2 separate regions of the Homo sapiens genome follow, and region 2 is linked to region 1. A link is a contact called in ENCODE Hi-C or POLR2A ChIA-PET data. All regions are on one chromosome and are shown on one strand. Each heading gives the region's core, a stretch centred on a gene start or an enhancer-like site at or near the end of the contact. The rest is flanking DNA. Distances are from core to core; before and after follow the strand shown. Region 1 has its middle 43 kb from the start of GYPC. Region 2 has its middle 110 kb from the start of GYPC.

What was found. Hi-C counts contacts between places; a loop is a spot of excess contacts on that map. ChIA-PET counts read pairs that join two places held with the same protein, here RNA polymerase II (POLR2A). Pooled maps may share reads with other maps.
Region 2: a loop to region 1 is called in a pooled map, with 1.8 times the contacts of the local background. The contact joins two enhancer-like sites. A Hi-C loop is called at or near these places in 4 of 168 maps with a recorded cell type or tissue (CD8-positive, alpha-beta T cell, Right ventricle myocardium inferior, endothelial cell of hepatic sinusoid and 1 more) and 7 of 50 pooled maps. POLR2A ChIA-PET finds 5 or more read pairs at or near these places in 4 of 52 experiments (CD4-positive, alpha-beta T cell, WTC11, activated naive CD8-positive, alpha-beta T cell and 1 more).

The regions. Positions count from the first base shown.
Region 1 is chr2:126,697,839-126,700,507 of GRCh38, reverse strand. No RefSeq gene overlaps it. Among named protein-coding and RNA genes, the nearest start is that of GYPC, 43 kb to the right of the region's middle. Within about 2 kb of position 1,316, at least 4 of the 41 ENCODE cell types and tissues checked have a DNase peak (open chromatin) inside an H3K27ac peak, as active enhancers do.
Region 2 is chr2:126,760,992-126,763,660 of GRCh38, reverse strand. No RefSeq gene overlaps it. Among named protein-coding and RNA genes, the nearest start is that of GYPC, 110 kb to the right of the region's middle. Within about 2 kb of position 1,305, at least 3 of the 41 ENCODE cell types and tissues checked have a DNase peak (open chromatin) inside an H3K27ac peak, as active enhancers do.

The sequences.
Region 1 (2,669 bases), core at 67-2,566:
GCATCATGCTGACATGCTAAATTGCAAACATTAAAATGCCTGTAGTTCTACTTGTGGCAGTGGGCCAGCTAAAGTACTGTTGGCCCCTAAATCATTCCCGTTGCTATGATGATAAAAATCTTTAGGTAAGGAATGAAAAACAATTGAGCAGATTCTCTCCAGGGAGGACAAAAAGATAAAATCATGAAGGGGAGTTCCTTCCATTAAAAAAAGAAGAAAAAATTCTCTCTAATATTTACATAACAATTGGCTCAAAGCCTTGACCTCCTGCCGCTTCTTCTGGTGAATAGATGAGATCCATCTCTCTCCAGGCAGGATGGGCCAAGTCATGTGAAATTCAGACTAAACAATGGAGCAGCTGGAGGAGTGGGTGAGCCCCAGGGTGGGGAGGCCTCCAGCTCCACAGGCAGGGTCTGAGCCTTGCTAGATCTTTTGAAGCCCCTTTGTGAATTTCCATGGTGCATTTTCATCTTTTGTCTTGTTTAACTTGATCATTATCTTATCCATATGATAGAGACTGACTTGTTCCTTCAGTGACTCTTTATTACCTATGCAACAAAGTCCTAATTTCTTAGCTTGGGACTGAAGCCGCTCTGTGGTCAAGCCCTTATATACTGTGCAACTGGCCCAAGCCTCCCTTCTTCTCTAAAGCCTTTCCTAAGTCCATCTCACTCCCAAGATAGAACTGATCTCTCTCTCCTTAGTGTTTTAAATTGATCTGTATCACTACTCTCTCAGCATCCATAATACTTTAGGGCTTATATATATTTACATGTTTATCTTCTCCCCTAAGCTAGGGACCCCTGAAGGCAGAGGCTGCTATATTCAGCTATGTAATTTCAACACTTACATGGTACCTAATAAATGTTTGTGGATTACAGCTATATACTCAGACACACACACATATATATTATCTATCTGTCTCTGAATCTGAAATTTAATCACTAAATACTCTTAGTTTGGGAATGAGCACTTTGAAGAAGCACAAATCATCTAAGAAGTGTTGGTAGGGATGCTTTGGCATGATGTAATCTAGATGATCACTTTCCTTTTCATAAGACTGGCCTGGGTGCAAGCGTCCTGGGTGCTGGAAGTGTGGATGAGGTGTGACCGGGCTGGCAGCACTTGCTATCTCTATAAGCTAATCATCCCACCAAGAGCAGATAGGCTCCACTGCATTATCTCTCGCCACCAGGAGAGACCTCTCAACCAGGCCAGCTCTGACTAGGGATGGGGATGCTGGCAGAGGTGCCTGGGCCATCACTGTCCAGGGCCACTGGGTGGCAGAGACCTGGCTGGGGATTCTCTGATCCCAGCACTGGTCAGTCATGCCAGCATCCATGAGTCTTGATGCCACCTGCTCTGCTCCCTGGGCAGCTCCTGCTGACTCATCTCAACCTCCTGAAGGGAGGCCAGACAGGCCTGAGTTAAATGGCTCCTCTGCCATTAGAAACTGTGAGACCTCCAGTAAAGCTCATTGACCTTTCTGCACCTCAATTTCTACAGATCTAAAGGGAGGATAAGGATATCCACTTGCCAGGATTATTTCGAGGATTAAAGGAGGCTTATGTGCAAAGAAGCTGGGATTTTCTACAGACAGAGCTCTGTCCCTTTCCCTCTTCTTCCAGCCCTTCTCTGCCCCATCCCCTCTCTTCCTTTCCTCTCCTCTTTCTTCCTTCTTAACAGTCTTTTTGACTCTTTGGTGTGTGCAAATTTGTGCATTATTTACCCCAACTAACACTGGTTGCAGACGTGCTGCAGAATGACTTAGTGCATTGCTGGAGGAAGTATCAGATTTAAAAACCTGGTCCCTAATCTAAGAGAGGATTATTAATTGCCCACAAGTGTCCACCAGTGTGCACTCTGTGTGTGTGTGTGCATTATCTCTTTAAGTTGCCCTGCTCTCTGGTGTGGCCATCTGGCCTCTGCAGTTAGCCTGCAACAGTTCCCTCCTCGTGGCATCTGAGCTAGGCCACCTGGGACAAACCAGCTCTGCAGCTTCCATGTCATCACTACTGCTGCTGAGCCTGATTCTGGCTGGGTCTGGGGACCCAGTAGACTGGGAGCAGACTGTGTTTCAATTGTTTTCCAGGACACTAGGCAGGCAAAAGAGTGAGGATAAAGGGAGGTGAGGAAGGGGAGGTGAGTGGCCAGGGAGTCAAGCTTAGTATAGACAGCCCCTGGGCCCAATGAGGGAGAAAGGAATGAGTTACCATCATCCTTCCCCCACATAGGCACCTGCTCTCTAGGAGGCCTCGAGAGCCCTGGGCTCATCCTCTTCTGGAGCCTTTTCACCCCAATGAGTGTCTATGTGTAGGTTCTGGTGCCTCCTCTGTGCTCACTGGACAGTGATCTGTGCTCCCAAACCTGGAAGATGTGGGTGCTCAAAAACCTGAAATGGCATTGCCACAGGAGGGGATGTTAGAAACCATTTACCTGAGTGTTTCCAAAATGTGCTCCGAGGACCACTTGGTCCACGAGTTCCTAGCAGGTATCGTGTGAGCAAATGGGGTCTCTGGTTCAACATGCTTGGGAAAGGCTATGTGCACAGCTCCCCTCCCACCAGTGTCAGCATCCACACTGGGCCAGTGAAGACGCTGAGGAGCCTGCACTGCTTTCACTTTACATGATACATCATTTTCTAAACTGACTTGTGCATATTCATTGGG
Region 2 (2,669 bases), core at 56-2,555, 63 kb before region 1:
TCATCTACGTTCATTATCCAGTCACTTAACCTCACTGAGCCTGCTGCCTCATATAAAGTTGGAATAATATACCTATCTCAGGACAGCTCCTAGGATTAAAAGACTTAATATATGTAAAGCTCTTAAGAAACAGTGCTCAGACCAGAGCAAGTCGTGGAAAAGTGGTTGTGATTTTTATTATTATGGATTTTTAACATTATTATTACTCGTCATAGTGAAATGGTTCATTGCAAGGACTCTGGAGCCAGACTGCCACATATTAGCTGTGTGACCTTGGGAAGATACTTAACCTCTCAGTTTCTTGTTTTTGTCCTTTGTAAAATGCAGTTAATACTTGTCCTTACCTCAGGATTATTATGAGGATTAATAGTTAGTAAAGTGCTTAGAACAGTACTGGCATGCAGTAAGTGTGCTGTATGTGTTGTTCAGTAAACATTTCCTGAAGCTTTTCCTGCAGAAAAGCAATTATTTTCAGTAGTGTTTATTCTGTTTCTTGCTGTTTCTAATGTGTTATCTGTAATGATGTTTTGATATTAATTTGCTTCTGTATGTCTATAATGTTTTTTCACTTCGTTCTGTTTTATCATTCTGTCACTGAGCTCTCTTGTTATTGACTTTACACCCTTTTAAGTTGTACTTTAAAGCAATTCTGGAACATTTCTTTTCACTCCTTGAGTGATGTTTTCTTCTAGGTAGGGTTCTTTGTTCTTGAATGCTCTTTCCCTTTTCTTCATTGTTAGTGTGTGTGTACGTGTGTGTGTGTTAGTGTATACTGTGCATATCTGTGCTCCTTTGTGTAAGTGAATCTTTTTTTTTTTTTTTTAATCTTGCCTTCTGCTCAGGCAGCATTGTCCAGAGCTTCTGTCTGCTCCACTCAACACTGTGGTGACTTTCTTCTTTGTCTGAGGCACCTTACTTCCCCCTTGAGAGCCTCTGTTTCACTGGATTACTGCAGCCTGAGGGCATGGCACAGGGATGGATAGGGTACAGGCTCTGAGAGCCCTGGGCTGGGGCTTGCCTCAGATGGCTGAAGTGTTGACACTGGGAAAAACACCTGCATGAACCTGTTCCCCATTACTAGAGGTGGGGTTAGGGGAGGGTTAGACCTTTACTCATGTCCCAGTAGCCAGCAACCACTTCCATTTTTTTCAGTAAGAAAGGACAAGACCCCCACTCCTTCAACTCCAGTTTTCTTCACTCTGGGCTTGAGGGTGCTCGTGAGAATGCTCAGCGTTTTTCAGACTTGCCAGTGTGTTCTTTGGGGTGGGGCAGGTTAGCCTCGGTGAGGTGGGCGGCTTCCTGTCTGGGTGTGTAGAGCACCAGCTTGTGGCCTGCTCTTCCTTTGGTTGCTGTTGGAGAAACTTTTTTTGGAGGGGGTGGGGCCTTTAATGTATGCTTCCACTTGTTTTTTAAAAAAACATAGTAAATTAATTTTCTTTTATTTTTCCCCAACTTTACTGAGATATAGTTGATAGTTAAACATCACATGGGTTTAAGTTGTCCAACTTGAGGATCTGATACACATATATGCTGGGCTTTCAGTAGCTGCTGCTTATGTGGTTGGAGACTGGGCTCAGAAGCCCTGTGACCCAGTTGCTTTTAGCCAGCTTAACTGTCTTTTGATTAATCCTTTTCTTTTTTTGTCACTGCCTCCCCAGCAATCTTTAAGAGACTACTATGTTATCAAATCTATATAGTAAGCCAGAAAAATGCCTCTGAAACTGGAATAAGGGCTTTAAAATGTGGCTAATATCTGCTATTCCCTTCTTCCCTTGACTGAATGAAGAAGCACAGTCACCCCGAAACTGGGCTGATTCCAAGGCACTCCCAAGTTTGCAGAGAAGTATAAATTCTCTCAACTGTCTTACAGCCTGAAGGACAGCAAGGGTCAGGTTGGGTAATTTTAATTATATTCAGTTAGCATGTCTTGAAGCCCATAAATCTAAATGCCAATAAATTAATATATTATTCTGAGTGCCTCCCAGCCACAGCATTAAATCACTTATGCAGGGAGTGCCACGAAGAATGGGGCAAACTCCCAGAAGCACAAGCATTTCAGTTTTTCTGTAGTAATCTGTCATTAATGGGGCCTGCAAATTCCCGTGTCCACACATGTGAGCAAGAAAAATGGAATGTGCCCCCTAAGCATGAACTCGGCCCACTATGCCCTTGGCTTCTGTGCAGCTGTCCATGCCCAGAGCCTCCATGACAGCGGCCTAGTCATTCCTCTCCAGGAGCCTGGTCTGGTTTCAGGGGCAGGTGCTTCTTTTTGTGTAGGACGTTTAGAGTCAGGCTGAGTTAAAGTGCCTCTGGTCTTTACTGTTTGATATCAGGAAGGATTTCAAACCCCACCTTTGATACTCAGGCTGTTGCAGGGGGCCTTGGGTTTGAGCAGGCTGGGATGAGGGTGAGGCAGGTGAGGTGCCACTTCCAGTTGATGATGGAATCCTGCTGTGCATGTACAACATTAGAGCTTGATGGGCAAGACAACATCCCACTCATGATGGGGGGCTAAGGTTGCATGGAAACTTGGCCTCTTCACTAAGACCCAGTAGCAGCCAAGAGCTCTTTCTCAAAAGGAGAGTAGTTATCTGCAGAGGACGGCTCAGTTTTACTCTGGAATCCTGGACTATGATTCACGTATAGGAGCCTGCTGCAGGCCCCGAACA